Linked DNA regions of Homo sapiens: region 2 is linked to region 1. A link is a loop called in an ENCODE intact Hi-C map of the cell type or tissue named here. Cell type or tissue: gastrocnemius medialis. All regions are shown on one strand. Each heading gives the region's core, and the rest is flanking DNA. Links, peaks and the distances in the headings are about the cores only.

The links. A loop is a pair of places that touch in the nucleus more often than their neighbours do. Peaks named below come from ENCODE experiments on the same cell type or tissue, not always from the same donor. Only the 100,000 strongest peaks of a DNase experiment are listed, where the experiment ranks them.
Region 2: a loop joins it to region 1, with 9 times the contacts of the local background. A loop is called at or near these places in 4 of 110 quality-filtered maps.

What each region holds. Positions count from the first base shown.
Region 1 is chr7:142,599,936-142,610,047 of GRCh38, reverse strand. It overlaps TRB and TRBV17. Among named protein-coding and RNA genes, the nearest start is that of MIR11400, 130 kb to the right of the region's middle. In gastrocnemius medialis, for the core only: CTCF peaks have their summits at 5,798 and 5,997; DNase peaks (open chromatin) are centred at 5,988 and 7,067; H3K4me3 peaks cover 378 bases; H3K27ac peaks cover 1,513 bases.
Region 2 is chr7:142,707,577-142,717,688 of GRCh38, reverse strand. It overlaps TRB, the pseudogene TRBVB and TRBV27. Among named protein-coding and RNA genes, the nearest start is that of PRSS1, 37 kb to the left of the region's middle. In gastrocnemius medialis, for the core only: a CTCF peak has its summit at 5,131 (motif pointing left); no DNase peak of the experiment used is centred there.

The DNA of each region.
Region 1 (10,112 bases), core at 1,184-9,183:
CCATTTGAATTTGTATGTCTTCTTTATTGAATATTCTCTTTCATCTGTGTTCCCTGGATTTGTTGGCCATATTTTTATTCTTGAAATCCAAGGGTCACCTTAATCCCTCTGATCTCCCTCACTTTTTACAGCAGACAGTGTTAAAATTTTGTTCATTCTGTATCCCAAGGGTTTATTCTCCTCTTTCAAATTCTGTTCCTGTTGTTTCAGTTCAAAGCCTCATAATTTCTTGTCTAGGCTATTCCAATAGTTAACTTTTTCTTTAAGAAATTTATTTTATTGTTTGTGCTATGAGACTTACCCTGCTAACACATTTTTAAGTGTATAATACAGTATTGTTAGCTATAGGTTAAATGTGCTAGCTTTTTTCTTTCCCATTTTAACATCCCTCCATTTAGTTGCTTTTGACAACTTTGTCTAATATATAGATGACTTAATTATTTTCTGGCTCAATAATATGAAAAGATCATTTTTGAAATCAAAAGAAAATTTAAAATCTTTGGATTCTCTATGGCTTAATTTTAAGCTACTTTTCTTGACTTCACCCCTAATGATATTACACTGTGCTCCGGTTTTGCTGAGCCCATGTGTGCCTTCCCACTTCAGTGACTGTCCTGCTCCCCACTCTGCCTAAACCTTCATTTTCTAATTCCAATATCATTGGAAGAATCATTCAAAGTTGCTTTAAAACATTCTTTTCTGCCAATATTCTTGGTTTTCACCTCTAACTCTGAGCAAATGGAGCACTTTCTTTATGTCTATCTTATGGGATTTCCCTCAGCCTCTACCACTTCTGTTTAAGTGTATGTGCATGTGTGTGTGTATGTGTGTGTGTATCTGTCTGTCTTTCTTCCCACTAAATGGTATGTTCCTAGAAGGGAAAGTCTTATTCTTCTTTGTGTTGTTAATAACATTTATCATAGTCCCTGATGTGGAGGAGCTATTATTTAATAACTCTCTAAATTAATTAAATTTCCTATTAGTCAAGATTGAGTTTATCCTCCCTAAAATTTCTAAGCAAGTTAACCACAAAAAATACAAATCATTTTTCTCTCTTTCCTGCTTCATCATTCTTCCTTTAGCTGAGAAGTTACTTGAGTGCTTATAATATAATTGCACGGGTCTGGGGCTACTGGGTCTTCTCAAGAGCTCTAAGATTGATATGTACACCTGTTCTACTAGATAACTGAAGCCAGGATAATTTCCTATTGCAACCAGGTGATTGCATCACTCTGAGTAGCTGGTATTGTAGGGGTAACTTGCAGAGTCATTTTAGGCAGCAGATATTTTGCTGTGAATAAATGTATTAGCCTCAGGCAGACTGACTACAAATCCTTGGAAATTACTTTTTCTGATTAATCATTTTACTCTAAGCAGCTATAAGCAAGCTGTGGCCCCATCTCTAGATTTATCAATACCACAATATGAGACATTCCTCAATGTCTTCCCAAACTTGTCTCATTCTCAACTTCTGATTGGATATTGTCGTTTCTAGGTGACTGAAAGTGAAAAAAAGACAGGAACTGAGGAAAGGGCAAAAGAGCGAGCCTAATGATGCAGCCATCAGTGAAAAACTGCAAGCCAGGTCCCAGAACACCTGAAACTGGAATGCCCCACCTGCTCCCAGTAGAAAAGGCCACTAACAAAGAATCTGGGGCCTAGGGCAGGACCAGTAGGTATGTCCTATAAATAAGGGAGAGAGCTTATGTCTGTCTCTCTGTGGTTTCTCCACCCCAACCCAAATAGCCTGGCACATCACAGTCCCTACATTAGCTCCTCCCTGTCAAGAAACCCCACCTCCTGTGCAGCCTAAGTCAGATGTCAGAAATAGTCAGGCCGGGCGTGGTGGCTCACGCCTGTAATCCCAGCACTTTGGGAGGCCGAGGTGGGCGGATCACGAGGTCAGGAGATGGAGACCATCCTGGTTACCACGGTGAAACCCGGTCTCTACTAAAAGTACATAAAATTAGCCGGGCATGGTAGTGGGCGCCTGTAGTCCCAGCTACTCGGGAGGCTGAGGCAGGAGAATGGCGTAAACCCGGGAGGCAGAGCTTGCAGTGAGCCGAGATCGTGCCACTGCACTCCATCCAGCCTGGGAGACAGAGCGACACTCTGTCTCAAAAGAAAAGAAAAGAAAAGAAATAGTCAAAACAGCCTCTCCACTAAATCCTAAGTATCTGAAGCTAGGTCTTAAGCATTGGCACTTTGTGTCTACTCATCATCAATCAAAATATCTATGGCAGGTCACCATGGCAACTGTTCAATCTCATGCCAACCTTCCCAAGTGTCAAAATTTCTGCTTAGCCACAAGCAATGACACTAGCATTTGCCTACAGTATTGACAAGTTTGGTGGCCACTGTATAGCAAGAAGACATAATGTGCTGTGTTCAGACCTCTGGGAACTGTTCTTATTCTTGTCTTTCTCCACATAATTTGTAGTTTGTCTTCCCGCAGTATTTCTGTACCTTTCAGCTTCCTATTTTCAACTTCCATTAGTCATCCTTTAGCTGTCGTGCCCCTGGGCTTTTTCTCTCTGCTTGTTCTAGTTCCTTTCTCATTCTTTAAAAAAAAAAAAAAAAGTATATATATGTATACACACACACACACACACACATTTTTTTAAATTTTTGTTGTTGTTGTTGTTGTTGTTGTTTTTGAGAGGGAGTCTCACTCTGTCGCCCAGGCTGGAGTGCAGTAGCATGATCCTCAGCTCACTGCAAGCTCCGCCTCCTGGGTTAATGCCATTCTCCTGCCTCAGCCTCCCGAGTAGCTGGGACTACCGGCGCCCGCCGCTACGCCCGACTAATTTTTTGTATTTTTCAGTAGAGATGGGGTTTCACCATGTTAGCCAGGATGGTCTTGATTTCCCGCCTCGTGATCCGCCCGCCTCAGCCTCCCAAAGTGCTGGGATTACAGGCGTGAGCCACCGCACCCAGCCTTAAAATATATATATATTTTAATTTTTATTCTTTTTTGAAAATTTCTTATTTTTTTTTTAAATTTTTAGAGACAGGGTCTCATTCTGTTACCCAGGCTGGAGTTCGGTGGCATGACCATATCTCACTGCAGCCTCGAACTCCTGGGATCAAGCAACCCTCCTGCCTCAGTTTCCCGAGTAGCTAGAACTATAGGTGTCAGCCAGTGCACCCAGCCCTTTGCCATTCTTAATTCAACATGATGATAGTAGAGCAAATCGAATTAAATAAAATCCCTGATTACAAAAGCCAGCTCTACAATTGGCTTAGTGTTCATCCTGCACTTACCCTCCTTAAACTTCAATTTCTTTGTTAGTAAAACAGGGATAAATAACATAATTTTGGGTTGCTGGTATGGATGAAATGAAATACCATATGTGAAATATCTAGCATGGTACTTCACGTATAGCAATATCCTGCCTAGTTTTTTCTCCCTCTTAAAGCCCATACCACCTCTAATGAATATTATAATATGTTCTTCTAGGAGATTATTGAGCTGATTTAACATAACTGTTGTGATGATACACTACGTTTGCTTAGAAAGAAATTAAGGTCATTCTTGTAATTTTACTAGAAAAAAGTTATTGCTTCATTTCCAATCTTTGCCATGAAACATACAGTTGTGAGACATTGGACCAATTATTACTCTTTCTGAGCCTATAAAATTGGGGATAATAACACCTACACGAATAGTTCTCTTATTCACAATTAAGGGAACAAGTCCCATGTAGCATATGGTCACAGTATCAGCATATGTTGACCACATATGGTAATTTTGACATTTATGCTGATATTGTCTGGCACGGCTGGGTTGACTGAAGCAGAATGACATCTCTGGACAGATCTCTTTCCTCTTGGATGGAACAAGCAAGAGAAATGCACACTCGTTGTTTGTAGTAGATTTGGAAGGTATCGCACAGTATCTGGGGGTAATGACAGAATAACCAGTCATGGAGTTGCTTCTGTCAGTGGTCCAGTAAGAGCCAAACCGTGAAACTCAACAAAAAGCTGAAGCACAGCAATCCTAAATAATAACACCTCATAATATTAGGCCAAACCTATGTATATTAGCGTTTGAGTTTTAGGCACCACACTAGGGATTTTCATGAATTATCTTATTTAACCCAATACTATCAGGTAGGTATTATTATTATTATTATTATTATTATTATTATTGAGACAGAGTTTCACTCTTGTCATCCAGGATGGAGTGTAATGGTGCAATCTTGGCTCACCACAACCTCCGCTTCCCGAGTTCAAGAGATTCTCCTGTCTTAGCCTCCTGAGTAGCTGGGATTACAGGTATGTGCCACCACGCCCAGCTAATTTTGTATTTTTAGTCGAGACAGGGTTTCTCCATGTTGGTCAGGCTGGTCTCGAACTCCCAACCTGGGATGATCCACCCACCTCGGCCTCCCAAAATGCTGGGATTTACAGGCATGAGCCACTGTGCTCAGCCTCAGGTAGGTACTATTATCTTCATTTTAGAGGTGAGGAAGTGAGGCATAGAGAGGTTCACAGTCTTGCTCACGTTCACATAGCATTTGAGCAGAGGAGCCAGAATTGTGGTCTGCATTGTTTGATTCCAGAGCCTACACTTTTAACTATCACCTTCTAGTGACCCATGGCAGGCAGCATCACATACCTGGGTGGGCAGTGGACATTTGAACGTCTTCTTGCGGCATCCAGGATGAGACTTAACGCTGTGAACACAGATAGTTCCTTTGAGAGAAAGGTATTTCTTTAATCATGAGTAAGTAGGGGTCAAAGACTATACCTATCAGACAGAAGTCACATTGTCCAAGACATTAGGTGGAAGATCACTAATCTTGTTATATATTACGCATGTTGAAGGGACATTTTTATTACGTATGGAAAATATATAACTTTTTTATTATTTATGAAAATATATGTGAAACATATAAAACATGCCAAGGTGGACATGAAAGATGTTTCTATAATTCTGAGGATTTCCAAGGCAGTCAATAAAGATGCCTTCATTAAGGGAGTTATCACTGAATAGGGAAATATTTTAAGAGACCAAACAGAAGGCACAGGTTGGGAAAGAATCAAGTAAGAGAGACAGGAAGAAAATTTGGTTCAAATGATGGGCACTGGCGGAAGGGGAGAGAGAAAGGGGCTGGCCTTGTTATGAAAGCCCATCTGGGAAGAGCAGGAGCTCAAAAGCTCAGAGAACCTGGAAACATATAATTAAAGCATGAAAATAAAACAACAAATTACTCAGTAAACTGTAGAGTGTTAAATGAACATGAGGTATTTTTACAGCCAATGACATTGTTGGCAGGGTGCGCAGGAGACTAGAGAGAAGAGGGTGGATTTCTCCGGAAGGCCAATAAATGTATAACAATTCTTTTATCCTATTTCACTTTTATTACTTATTTTACCCCGTTGTCACTGGCATGTGGTGACATTTATGTATTAGTAGATGAATGAGGGAAAGTCAATGTCGCTTGGTTTTCTTCACAGAGAAAATAGGTCTGGAAATATCCTGGTAGGTTTATTAGCAGGTAGGAATTGGGAAACGTTGGAACACATTGAGAGGCAGTGGGTGCTGGGCAGACAGTGACAGAAGCACTACGAAGACCAAGCTGAGTTTTTAAGTTGAGGCTTCATACACCATATATCGCTAATACAAACTGTAAGTAGGGCTGAGATATATTTAAATAGTAAAATGACAAAAAGCAGACCAATGCTATAGCTTCGTGTTTATTTATTCTATAATTTAAAAAATCTATTTCATTAAACCGAAACAAAGAAATGAAGGTACTGCAACATTAATAAACAATTTACTTTCAACAGAGATGCTATCATTTGTGTCATTATCTACAATGACCGTATAGTTTAATGTTCAAATTGAGACACTTTTGTATGTGAAAGAGGATACTATTAATTATGACAGGACAACAAGACTAAACCGTGATTGCGTGGTAAATCATGACTGCGCGGTAAATAAATCATGAGGTCCCCTCCCCAGACTTTCTAACACGTTCCTTTACTGCCATCTAGCAGCAGTGGAGGGGATTGCAGGAAATGTATAATACTTTCACAAACCACATTTCAAATTAGCTTCAAAGTTATGGTATATAGGGGTGATCTATAATGTTCCTTGCAATCAGATAGTCTCTGGATCTGTGTTATCTGCATATGTAATTATGTTCATATTTTCCAGCTTGTAGTGATGTCTTCCATCGCAACCCTGATTGTCACATGTGTAAAATAGCTGTAGATAGATAAATAGATAAATATTATAAATACATATATTTATATATTATTTATATATAATAATATATAAACACATATATTTATATATTATTTATATATAATAATATATAAACACATATATTTATATATTATTTATATATAATAATATATAAACACATATATTTATATATTAATACTTATATATAAATATATATAAGTATTTGTATTTATATATAAATATATATTTATATATATATTTATATATAAATATATATTTATATATATATTTATATATAAATATATATTTATATATATATTTATATATAAATGTATAAAATACATTTATATATAAGTATTTATATATACTTATATAGAAAATGTATTTTTTATATTTGTATTAAAATTTACATAAAATATATTTGCATATATTTATATATCTCTTATGTGATATAAGTATATCAATAAATATATATTATTGATATAAATTTATATAAAATGTTATAAATTTTATGTTTTTATTAAATATAAATATATTTATGTTAAATGTATACATAAATATTCTAATATTTGTATAAATAAATAAATAGCAAGTCAAATAATCATATTTGTATCAGATCTTAGAGACTAAGTGGAGCAAGTCTCTAATTTTGAAGAGGAGGACACTGAGTCCCAGAGAAGTAAGAGCATTTGCCAAGATTTCACAGCTGAAGGGGAGTAAACAAAACCAGTTTTGGGATTAGAAAGCAATTTTTCTGACTCTAATTCCAGTGTCTGTGAGTCTAGGGCCTGCAAGAGAGAGAGAGGAACAGATGAGTGTTTGAAGTAACAGAATAAAACGTCGCGCTCCCCTGGGCAGCTGTGTGAGGAACTGAATGTGCTAGGACAGTCCCCGAGTGGGGATTTTAGTCAGTGTTTCTCTGGCATCCATCCCCTAAGAGGGTCGTGTTGCCGTCTGCCTTGCGGTTTGGTTTAGTCACTGACCTCCAGGGAAAGTTGGTCTTATTGAAGAGATGGATCTGCAGTAGTCAACAGGCTGTTCCATAAATGTACATGTCATTGCCTCTGCTGGGGTACGTTGGTGGGGGAAGAGTTTGCAGGAGAACTGTGTTTGAGATAAAATCAGTAGGAATGTTTTTGTGTTTTGGTAAGTAATATCAACCTCAGATAGCTGGTCTCTGAACTTGGAAATTGGTCTGGGGCCCTTCCTTCTAAACATGTGGATTCCTCCTGATCCACAGAATGTCTCATTTTGTATTTGGGTAGTTTCAGGAGCCCATTGTCCAGTGTGCCCATCATGACCATTTAAGACCTTAATTCATGGTCTTGTACTCTCCCGGTAGCAGCTGCAGCCACAACAATCAACTCGCTTCTTTCTTCTGGGGTAGGAAGATAAGGAAGAGGCTTTTTCAAATGTTTTCTTGGAGTTCAACTGGGAGAAGAGCAGCCAGAGGGTTTGCACCCTGGAGGGAACTGACTCAGCCATGCAGTGCCACCGCTACTGTAGAGATACACGGCTGAGTCCCTCGGCTCTGCGGGATGGATCTTCAGTGTGGAAGACGTTCCGTTAGGTCTTTCAGCTGTGAATCGTTCCTTGGGCATCCCTGAATCAACTGCAATGTTTTGGTACTGGAAGGAAATCAGCAACTTCATTTCTTGCCTCAGATTCTGTCGGTACCAGTGAACAAACATGTGACCAGAAGATGGATCGCACCTCAGAATCACCTCCTGTCCCATGTTGGTGACCTTGTGTCTGGGGGTCTGGCTGACTCCAGGCTCCGAGTGTCCTGTGGAAGAAGACGGAAGCCATAGAAGGTGAAGGGAAGCCCAAAGAAAACATCTTTTTTTTTTGAGATAGGGTCTCTCTGTGTTGCCCAGGCTGGAGTGAAATGTCGTGATCTCTGCTCACTGCAGCCTCTACCTCCCAGATTCAAGTGATCCTCCCACCTCAGCCTCCCAAGTAGCTGGGACTACAGGAGCACACTACCACGCCTGGCTAATTTTTGTATTTTTTGGTAGAGAAGGTGTTTCACCACGTTGACCAGGCTGGTCTCGAACTCTTGACCTCTGGTGATCTACTCACCTCAACCTCCCAAAAAGGTGGGATTACGGCTGTGAGCCACCACGCCCAGCCAAAAACATCTTTATGCAAATGTTTAAGTATACCTGGACCCACCTGCCGCCAAGAGACACAGGGTCACCCAGCAGAGGAGCCAGATATCCATGGTGAGGTCAGGCAGTGCAAGACACTCCCAGCGATGGGTTCTGATGTGCAGTAGCAAAGAGCAGTGAAAGTTCTGGGTTCCCTTGGCCGCATGATGTAGGATCTGGCCATGACATCATGTCCCCAGCAACACCCACAACCTCAGGGCACCTTCCATAGGAGATGGGGATCCTTGGTTCAAATATTTGGCCTCATCCTTATTTTGCTACATGGACGATGTTAAACAAGGCTCCAATCCCACTTGCAGGTGCTTAGGAAAGTTGAAGATTAAGGAAAACATAAGAGGAAGTGGAAAAGGAAAGAGAAGAAAGTGAGAATAAAAAAATGAAGAACAAAATTTTAAAGCACTACAGAAGATTTGCGATGTTATTAATCTTACGAAGTCCTTGGGGCAGAACTTCAGCACTAACAGAAATACTCAGGAGCAATGATACGTATTCCTAAAGTCCACCAACAAGAAATTTCGACTCTGAAATTCTGAACCTGTCCTAGAATATACCTGTTTAACCCATGCCTCAGGTGACACTGAGAAAAGTTGTCTCAGACCACATTTCACAATTTTTTCTTTTCTTTTCTTTTTTTTTTTTTTTTGAGATGGAGTCTCTCTCCATTGCCCAGGCTGGAGCACAGTGGTGCAGTCTCAGCTCACTGCAACCTCCGCCTCCAAGTTTCAAGCGATTCTCCTGCCTCAGCCTCCTGAGTAGCTGGGATTACAGGCTCCCGCCACCATGCCTGGCTAATTTTCATATCCAAAATTTTTTCAGTAGAGATTTTTAAAAGGCTAAACAACAACAACAAAAAACTTTCCCATTAAACTAGAATATTACACTTTAAATAGAATGAGAAGAATTTTCCTGGGAAAAAGAATATTAAATGGATAGATTTAGTTTCTGGGAGCTGCATTGAAAACAAAAAGAATAGAGAGAAAATGAGAAACTAGTTGAAAATGATGTAAATGAAACTGAGCAAAAATTAATGCTCAGGACTTAGGGCATGGTCAGTATTGTCAAGAGCTTCAAAGAGATCAAGCAGGCAAAGAAACACACATGCGTCTTTTGGTCTGGGAAATACGTAATTTTAATCTTTAGGAGAACAGTTTTGGTAGAATGGAAATATTTCAAGAAAAAGCTGAAGATAGCATCTAGAGGAGTGACTTCCCTGTGACAAAAGCAAAGATGTAGACCACCAACAGCAAGACTGGGCTTGAGGGGGACCGAGAACAGAACGCTAAGGAACACTCACTTCTGGAGAGCGGGAAAAGGAACTTAAAATGAGAAGGTATAATATTAAATAGATCAGAAAAATGATAAAGTGAGAACTTCTGTTTCCAGGAGTCACAGTAAATTTTTTTCCCAAGAAAAGAAGTAACTTTGGACTTCTGGAAGTAAGACAACTGGGTTCAACTTATACTGAAATAAGAGCAGATGTAACTGGAGAGAATAAAGGAACTTCTCTCAAAGCGAATGCTAGGTGGTGACCAGATCTGTGAACAGAATGGATTATCAAATTTTAACAGAGTTATTTTGAATTCTATAACTGCTCAACATAAGTGTAGTCTCCTGCCTAGGTACAGTTGATACCATAATGCCTCATTAGGAATATTGATGTTGAGTACATTGCCCCTCATTACAATTTGAATCATATACCTGAAGATCTTTTAATTCTCTGTGCATTAATATGTTTTACACCAAGA
Region 2 (10,112 bases), core at 997-8,996, 110 kb before region 1:
TTCCTCTGGCAAGGGCAGGCTCAGGAAGGTAAGACCGTCTCTCCCCTTGTGGCAGTCTTTTCTGTTCAGAGAGGAAGTGGCTGTGCAGGGCTTCGGGTTAACGGCTGGCAGTGTCTATGAAGGGCTGGATGTCTGGAGGTTGCAAGAAATAGAACTTAAAGTATATATATATTAAAAAAAAGAAATGCTCAGTCTTATCTCAAGAGACACAGGTCTATTAGAGACTCTCTATTTGTTTGTACTCCAAGCACCAACTGAGAAATAGATTAGTTGGAGCTTCATTCCTGCCTCTTGTCTGGCTCAGCACATATTGGTCATAAAACATATTCTGGTTGTAATATAGAACTTTATATTCTGACTCTGAAACTTGATAAACTGAAATTTCAGTGACACCAGCATTCATGGACATTGTGGCTAAAAAGAGAGAACTTAGGAAATATACTGATGTGTAACCACCAGAAAAAGGCTTAATGTAGGGTCTAGCAAACCAAGTTCAAGGACGTCATACCTGCACCCATGACATGCCTATTCCAAAGAGGCAAAAAGCTATAGAACAGAGAAGTCAATGGCTGGTGAGTTCATGGTGGTGTCTCGGTGTTGGTGTTAGCTCTGTTCAGGCTGTTAGAAGAACACACAGCGGAGAAATAATCCAGTCAATGATTCAAGGCAATCGTCTTGGAGGAAGTGACTTCTAAATTGGTCTATGAAGGAGAATCTCCCCCATTCCTGGAGTCGCCCAGTCCAGACCTCTCTGTACATTTGCACCAGCAGTTTATCCACAGTGCTGCACAGCCAGCTGCAGTCTGCACAAAAAGAGCAGCTGGAAGAACAGATGAATACCAGAGAGAGAAATGGTATTCTGGGTAGAGTGACCATTGTAGATAAAGACCCAGGAGTGAGTCAGCAGTGGACATATTTGGGGATGTGCGAGAAATGGGATGTTTCTGGAGTAGATGCAGGCAGTTGTGGTAGTTGAAGGATAAGGGAAGTCAGTGTTAGAAAGGTGGGGGATATGCAAAGGTCACATCATGGAGGGGCTGAGAGACTTGCAAACTAACATAAACTTGAGACTTTAGCTAGTTAATAGAAATAAACCAAAGGGTTTTAAGCTTGAGGGAGTGGTTTTGGGTGGGAGCAGGTGCAGGCTTGCAGGTAGGGTGGCTACTTGGAAGGTGGCTAAAGTGATCCAGGTGAGATCAGTGAAATTAGAAAAGTTAGTAAAATTTGTGAGGAATTTAGTACTTAGAAAAATGCAGGATAGGGTAGTGGATTTGGTGTGGAAGGAGAAAGTCAGAGAGAGAGTGAAGATCAGTCTTGCATCTCTGGCTTGGGCATTTGGACCATCTGCTGAGAGGAAGAAAATAGGAGGTGCTGGGTTTCATAAATAACTCCAAACATGGTGTTCCTCCAAGTGACAAAACCTCCAGAATAAATAGGACCTGGAATACAGAACCAAATATTGTTGAGACCCATTAGATTGTAAATGGAGTCTTCAGTTTGGGCAACAGTTTAGTTGAATTTAAAGATTTAAGCTCCACAAGAAGAAAGGATGGGAGAGTGTACCCTGGCACTAGACCTAACTCAGTGAGCTTGTCCTGCCCAACTTTGAAACCTCATTGGTACAGCAGGTAGAGGATGGACCCCTGGTTCCACAGAGTGGCTGCATTGCAGAGTCCCTGAGGCTGGCGTGTGGGGAAGGGCTTCTGTGGGATGATGGAGGAAGTTTATCCTGTTGGTCGGTGAGGGGTCTCCTGAAGGAGGAGTCTCCTTGTTCTTGCAGCTACCCTCTGTTTTTGTGCAGAGAGCAGCTGGCTGTGCAACACTGTGGATAAACTGCTGGCACAGAAGTACAGAGAGGTCTGGTTGGGGCTGGGCGACTCCAGGATCAGGGGGAAATTCCTCTTCTCTTTTCGAGAGACTTTGTACCCTTCAGGAACATCTCCCTTATCAGTCACCTCAACATTCATTGAATAGTAGATCTGCCTTAAGCCCAGCCCTGGGTCTTGTCGATACCAGGACATATACTCATGGTTCATATTCTGAGAACAAGTCACTGTTAACTTCTTTCCAGTCACTGTGATGAGGTATCTTGGGTTCTGGGTCACTTGGGCTTCCAGGGGGCCTGTAAAGGAAGGGGACAGAGTTAGAGGCAGCGCTGAAGGGGATCTCCAATGCTTAAGCCTTTAGGAGATGCCTTGGGCTGAGGCCTACAAAATAAGGCCAAAAGTTGCCTATGTGTTCTGGGACTCACCTGCTCCTAGAAGGCAAAGGACCACATAGCCAAGGAGCTGGGGGCCCATGGCAGCATCAGGCAGGTGTCTGCCAGTTCTGGGGGCTCCAGGTGGTTTCTGTAACGTCTCCACCTCTTCAGCTATTTGGGCCTCAGAAACATTTTCAGGAGAGAAACCACTCCCACTTCAGCTCAGAGGGCTGAAGTGTACAAACGCAACACAGCCAACTCAGGCTGAGGACATTTGTAATCAATGTCATTTTCCTTAATCTGTGAGATTCCTTTCTTTATACATGTGCCACATTTTCTTATTAATACAGTCTTGTACAAACTGTCAAATATTTATGTATTTTGGATCTCAGGGTATAAAGTGGTGTAACACATTTGATTATCACTTAGAAGTGTGAGAACATAAAGCTTATAATATTGAAAGCTGCATTATCTTTTTTTTTTTTTTTGAGACAGAGTATCACTCTGTCACCCAGGCTGGAGTGCAGTGGCATGATCTTGGCTCACTGCAACCTCCGCTTCCCGGGTTTAAGCAATACTCCTGCCTCAGCCTCCCCAGTAGCTGGGATTACATGAAAGCTGCATTATCATATATTTTGAAGTCATTTCTACTCTGGCAGAAAAAATTTCAAGTATATCCCTGACTTCATTTATCCACTGGTATATATTTTTAGTCACTACATTTTAAAAGAGTCTAGGGTGTAAAATCTCAGATTCACATCATAGATTATTTTGCTAGTCTATTGCTGTTTAAAATCCAAGACACACAGCTTCTTTGCTCTTTAGCAAAATTGACTTAGTCATCATTGCTAGAGCTAGCAGCTGTTTCCACCAAAGATGGTATCTGGAGCATCTTTCTTCTTTTCCCCTTCTCTGTTCTTCTCCAGAAGAAGCTGGTGAAAGGCAGAGGCAACACCTGCTTCCTGCAGTAACCTCAGAGCCTTACCAGCCAGCTCTGCTTCCTGCCTGCTTTTGGTACGTGCTTTGCTTTCTTGCCACTCCACAGCTTGCTGTACATGGAAGGTATCTGTCCCTGGATATCGTGTTGTAGCCAGGCAGTGTTTGGGGCCAGGAGTGTCAAGCTTCTCTTAGATCTTCCAGCAGCTGCTGGTACTGCTCTCTTTTCTGCCTGAATATGTTCTTCCTACATTGAGGTGACTTTCCTAGGATTCCCCAGAATGCCTTCCTCCTCGAACACCTTTGAACTTTTCTTAATTTTTAAAATTAAGGTATAGTTGATGAATAAAAATTGCATATATTTACAGTGCTCATTGTGATTTTTGACACATGTATACCTTTGAATCCTTCTTGTACTTTGTAGGAACGAATGTATTCCTGGATGGTGGAATAGAAGGAGGCTACCCCTTTCTTCCCAAAAGCTTCCTACCACAAGTAGAGCCTCACAGAGCCCGTCATTGTTTTTGCCAAATCATTATCATCTCCAGACAAGAAGGAGCCCCCTTCCCGGTTTTCAGGCCTACTCTCAAACCTCAGAGATGAGTTCCTTGCCCCCAGACCCCTTCATGGTGAGAGGTGCAGCTCTAACAGTTTCCATTCCATGCATTGAGAAAGGAGTGATTGCTATCAGGACCTTAGCTCTGATCTAAGAGGAGTATTCTCTCTTTTTCTATTTCTTCACCACTGCTTTCTGGAAAAAAATGTAGGGAGAGAGCTTGGCTCTACTTCAGCCACAGGTGTTTGCATTTTCCTGGCAAATCCTCCATATCCTAGCTGTGAATTCGGGTGTTCTTAAGAGAGGGAAAACAACTTTCATTCTAAAAACCCACTGCAAGTAAATAATTTCATGTTACTTAGTAAACCTTGACATCCAAATAGCAAAATCTTTCAGAATTTACTCGCGTCCACATAGCTCACTATTAGTGGATATTGGATTTCCCAACATTCCGTGGTGTTTCAAAGTTGAACAGGTACATAATTACACTTCAGAGTATTATAATTTTTCCCAATGTCTTTTCATATTAGATTAATTCAAGATTTAGGAGGTAGCTAATTCTATATTCTGTCCCTCTACCAGCTAATTCACTCTCCTCAGCAATGTGGTTTCTCCTTCTGTGTTCCTTTGACTATGAGGCTATTCTGCTCTCGTTTCCTTTTCTACCTCAACCAAGGTACTAAAATGATGCTGTTAGCCTGAGGCTCCAATAGCCTTACAGTAGGAGCCAGTTGTTTTACTTTCCCACCCTTCCTCCCTACAACCTTCCCTCTGATCTTTTCTACCCAATTCCACCATATTTAGGAATTCTAGAAACTTATTCTATTCCATTTCCCTAATGTAGGGCAGACTCCTATGTCCCTAACAGCGGGAATGGAAAGTAAACAGAACCCTCTAGACGGCCGGGCACTCTGAAACATCTCCTTCATCTTTGCATTTTGATGAAAAAGCATTTCATTCTACGCCATGCCATCCCTTCCTCTCCTTCATACTTTTTCGGTCTTTGCTCTCTTCCTTCTCTTTTTAGGGACTGCTCATCCACCCAACCGGGGCAACAGTATCCCGATAAAAGCAATTAAGCTAACACCTACTAAACTGATGAACCATTTCCTAAAAACCCCTGTAAGAGAACCTACGCCTTGTCCCTTTAAATATAAAGCAACCTTTTTTTGTTTTTTTCTATGTGATTTTGAGCCCAGGAATAGACTGCAGAATTCTCACCTCACTTCAAATTCTATTTCACTTACGCTCAGGCCATTTTAGTTCTGAGAGTCACTCCAGTTTATGTATTTTCTTGTACTATATGATTAGCTTTTGAAAGACCCCAATGAGACATATTTATATATCAAGTTTTTAAAATTGATAATACAGTATTCAATTTTATCAAACTTTCCCTCCCACCATTATCTGAATTTTAATGTTTATATTACAGGAATATGTTAGTGCCCTCTAGTGGAACATCGGAGTGGTGGGCTGAATGGTTCCTTAAAGATGTCCAGGTGCTAATAATCCCTGCAACCCGTAACAGCTGTGGATGTTCAGTTAGATGGCAAATGGGAATTAAAGCTGCAGGTGCAATTAGGGCTGCTAATCAGCCGACCTTGAGATAGGAAGCAGTTCGTGGATTACCCAGGTGGGTCCAATGTAATCACGCAGGTCCTTAAACGTGGAGAGCCTTTCCCGGCAGTGTTTAGAGGGAGCTGTGAGTACGCAAGTAGGGTCAGAGCAACAGAACGTGCTGCCTTTGAAGATAGAGGAAAACAACCCATAAGGTAAGAAAATCGATTCTCCCCTGGAGCCTTCAGAAAGGAACCCAGATCTGCCGACACCTTGATTTTGGCTGGGTGATACCTATGTTGGTTTCTGAACTACGGAACTGTAAGGTGATACATTTGCATTGTTTTAAGCCACTAAATGGGTGGCAATTTGTATAGTAGCAACAGAAAACTAATACAACCACCAAGACCAAAAATGTGTGGTCAAATGTGTAAGAGGGCAATTAGGATGAAAACAGTAAAGGAACGAGTAAGATCGGAGTGCAGGGTGTCTGGGGCATCTTGAGTGTGTGTGGCGGCTCATAGGTTAGGTCGCTTCACCCCTGGGGTTTGTCATATCCGCTCAGAGAGGATGTGGCTGCACTGATAGGCTGCTGCTGCAGAGGGTCTCAGAGTCTGGTTAGTGCTGGACGATTTAAGGGTTGGGAAAGATGATTATTTTTTCCCTTTTTTCTTTTTGGTTGGAATGACTATGCTGACTCAGGGCATCTTTTTCAAAGCTGCCAACTTCAGAAGAATAATTAATAGATTAAATTTATCCCCAGCCCTGGATCTTATGGATTCCAGAACGTTTGGTCTGGTTGATAGTCTGAAAACATTCCGATACAACTTTCCTGCCTCATCTCAGGGTCTGTGTTACTTTGACATTCATGAGCCTTTAAAAGAAGGATGCAGAAAAGTGACTACATAGCCCACCAGGAAACTCATGTGAAAGCCACGAGGAAGAGCCTGTTCCCAGAGCCTGGACACACCAGGATGGTGATTATCCCATGTGCGTTCTGAGAATACCTGCCCCTGTGAGCCACAGGCCACACACAGATGAGTGTCCCAGCAGCTTCTCTCCAGATTAGGTCATTTCCTCACAGAGCCTTACCAAGATATGCACTTTTAGACCAACTTAGTTCTAGAAGAAATGGTTTTTTTCTGTTCTAAATATATTCTAACAGTTTTGTTCTCCAAAATACATCTTTTAAAATTTGTTGAGTTGGTTTCTTCTGAGGCCTCTCTCCTTGGCTTGTAGATAACAATTTTTTTTTTTCTATACCTTCTTTCTGGTCTTCCCTCTTTGCATGTCTGTGTCCTAACCTCCTGATAAGGACACCAGTCATATTGAATTAGGGCCCACCCTAATGACCTAATTTTAACTTAATTATCGATGTAAAGACCCCATCTCCAAATATAGTCAGTCACATTATGGGGCACTGGGACTTAGGACATCAACATATGAAATGAAGAAGGTAGCACAACTCAGTCCATAACAATGGAAATAATAAAAGTACTTACCTTACATATTTGTTGTGGCAATTAAATGAGTTGCCATGAATAAAGAGGTTAAAGGATTGCCATGCATACAGCTATTCAAAATATTTTCTCCACTGCTGCTTTTATCACAATACTTTCTTAAGTCAGTGCCAGTCTCTGTGTTAAACTACTCACATATTGTTTCATTCAACCCTCACCCCACTTCTGAGAGGCTTATATTATTTACTTCATTTTATAGATGTGAAAACTGAGGGCTTAGAGGGCTTAAGTCACTTTCTAAAGCTACTAAGTGCCAGAAACTGTCTGACTGCAAATCCTGCACTCTCAACCATGATGTGTAAATATTTCCATTTCTCTACATGCTTTATGGTAAATGTGATGGTGAACTTACTGCTTGACAATTTGACTTTTCAATTTCTTTTAGGAATTATTTTCCAATCACTCCAGTTTCTACACCTAAAACAGAATTAATACACTTTCCTTTGCCTGTGTTGTCTCTTGGTGTCATCTCCAAGTTACTGGTGGAAGGTATCTTGAGTTATCAGCAGTGAATCCCTGCTGGTCTGCAGCAACCTCAGTTCTTGCCTCCTCAGAAGAAAATTCCACTGAGGGTCATAGAGCAGAAAAAGAGACCAAGACAAGTTTTAGAGCAGGAGTAGAAGCTTATTAAAAAGGCTTTAGAACAGGAAAGAAAAGAAAGAACACTTGGAAGAGATCCAAGCAGGTGACTTGAAGAGCAAGTGTGGCATTTAACCTTGATCCTGGGGCTTCATAGGCGGCCATCTTGTGCCCCTTTCTCATTATTCTCCCCTTAGGATAGGCTGCCCGAATGCACAGTGCCCTCCTTACACTTCGGAAGTGAGCATGCGCAGTGTGTTTAGGAAGTTGTATGCATGCCCATCTGACGCTTTCTTCCTGTTTCTGTTGGAGTGTCCCTGGAAGGTCGTACTCCACCCTTTTGTCTCTCAATGCACATACCTGGGTTCACCTGCCCAATACCTGAGATTTTATTGGAAACCTTCTTTGCTTCTCCTTGGTGCCTGCATTCAATTGACACTTTAATGTTAACAGCTGTGGATCAGCAAGAGATTGTACCTCCCTATCTCAGGCTGCTGAATTATGCATTATTATTAGAGAGGCAACGTTATAATCTCTGAATCAATACCAGATTGTCTGACATTCTGGGCGGTGGGGGGAAGGGAGCCCTCTCCTGCCCCACTCATGCCTAACTAACTACCTGTAACATCCAGGCGCCCCATGCTGCCTCCCCACATTCCTTGCAGGCTCAGGGTGAACTTCCCAAGCAGGATTGGCTTTGTTTACATGCTATGATTTCCATTATCAATGGCAGGAATCTGTTACCTTCCTTTTTCTACCCTTCTTTAGTTTTGCTTTTAGATTATTATTACAGCAATTTTAGTCAAACTGAATGTGTACTTGTATCCAGGTTGGCATCTTAAATTGAAACAAATATCATTCTATATGTGTTCACTTTCTAAACATTCATGTTTTATGTATAGATTTTTGTGAATGGTACATGGTTTTAACTGTTTAGACACTCCTACAGAAACAAACATAGGATATAATTCTCTTGAGGGGCAACGTGCTAATTTCTTGTGCAAAATGGGTTTCCATTTTTATGCTTCCATTGTGTGGGAGGGAAGCTGGACAGTGAGTGAGCTTCCTCTCTGAAATTTCTGATGACAAGAACGGTTTCTACTCTCCTGCTGTTCAGAGGGTCACGTTCTGTGTTTTTTGTCATAACCTCCTTACCTTCCTCGGTGGCAGCACTTTCATGACTGGGTGCTGCTTAGCAGGGTCCATACACATTATGCTGACAGGACAAAGGAAGGAATTATTCCCAAGATGAGTAGTCTCCCTGAAGATTGAAACAGCTGTAGTGCTCCCTGCTGGAACATTCTGATCCTAAACCTGTAGAGATGAGGAATTTGTAGAAATGGAACCTGCCAAGAACAGAAACTGGCAGAATCTGTCACAAGAAAAAGTCCCAATCAGACTTCAAGAGAGGGTTCTTGGATCTTGTGCAAGAAAGAATTCATGGGGAGTCTGAGTAAAGTGAAAGCAAGTTTATTAAGAAAGAGGAATAAGAGAATGGCTACTCCAAAGACAGAGCAGCCCTGAGGGCTGCTGGTTGCCTATTTTTATGGTTATTTCTTGATTATATGCTAAGCAAGGGGTGCATTATTTAAGCCTCCCCTTTTTAGGCCATATGGGGTTATATCCTGATGTTACTATGGCATTTGTAAACTATTATGGTGCTGGTGGGAGTGTAGCAGTGAGGACGACCAGCAGTCACTCCCATGGCCATATTGGTTTTGGTGGGTTTTAGCCGGCTTCTTTCTGCAACCTGTTTTATCAGCAAGGTTTTAAGGACCTGTATCTTGTGCTGACCTCCTATCTCATCCTGTGACTTAGAATGCCTTAACTGTCTGAGGATGCAGCCCAGTAGGTTTCAGCCTTATTTTACTCAGCTCCTATTCAGGATGAAGTTGCTCTAGTTCATATGTCTTAGACATTTCCTCCTTCCCTTTTATAAGAGAACCCTTAATCCTAAGGTTGTAGAAGGACAAAGATTCATCTTCTGTAACTTCTTCAGGCTGAATAGGGGCAATGATATTTCTGCCTGACTATTATGGTCTCTTGTGTTCAGGGTAAAGAGGAGCTCAGTCAGAAAGCTTCAGTATGATGAAGGCCATTCAGAACTCTTGAGTCCTGACGAAAGGTGATATCTGAAAGATTAATAAGTATTCGGTTTAAGAAAACATTTAGTAAGCTTAGTCTGCATTCCTACACAAAGAGTAAAACAGCAATATAACAAAATAAGCAAAAGTATCCCAAGTAAACTAAATTAGAAGGCTCTTCATGAACTGGGAAACTACTGGAACCAAGCTGACATGAGGTGGCTAGGCAATTCCAGTACATGCCCAGAATTAGAATGAAATCCAGATTTTTACATTACCAAAATGCCTTGTTTTTTCAGAGTAGCAGGCAAAGATCACTGGTTGGTTCATAGGAATAAGCAGGGTTAGCCTAAACTGCATAAACAAACAACAACTGATGAGACTAGAATTTAATACCAAGTGTAACATAGGTCTTGAAACGTAATATTCTTTCTCCTGTTTTCCATTTTCACTAAAGATAAGTCATGGTAAGACCAATTTGTTTTATTATACTTGGCCTGATTATTTATATAAAGTACAGCAAGAATAATTATTTTTCACATAGACTTTTAACACTGGTTTTGATGGAACTTTGTTTCTTAGAAGGAATCTTAGATAAGACTCTTTTTAAGCCGAGCCCTACCATGGGTTTGTATCCTCAAATACCTATGAGCTGAGTAAATTCCTCTCCTCTTGGGGTC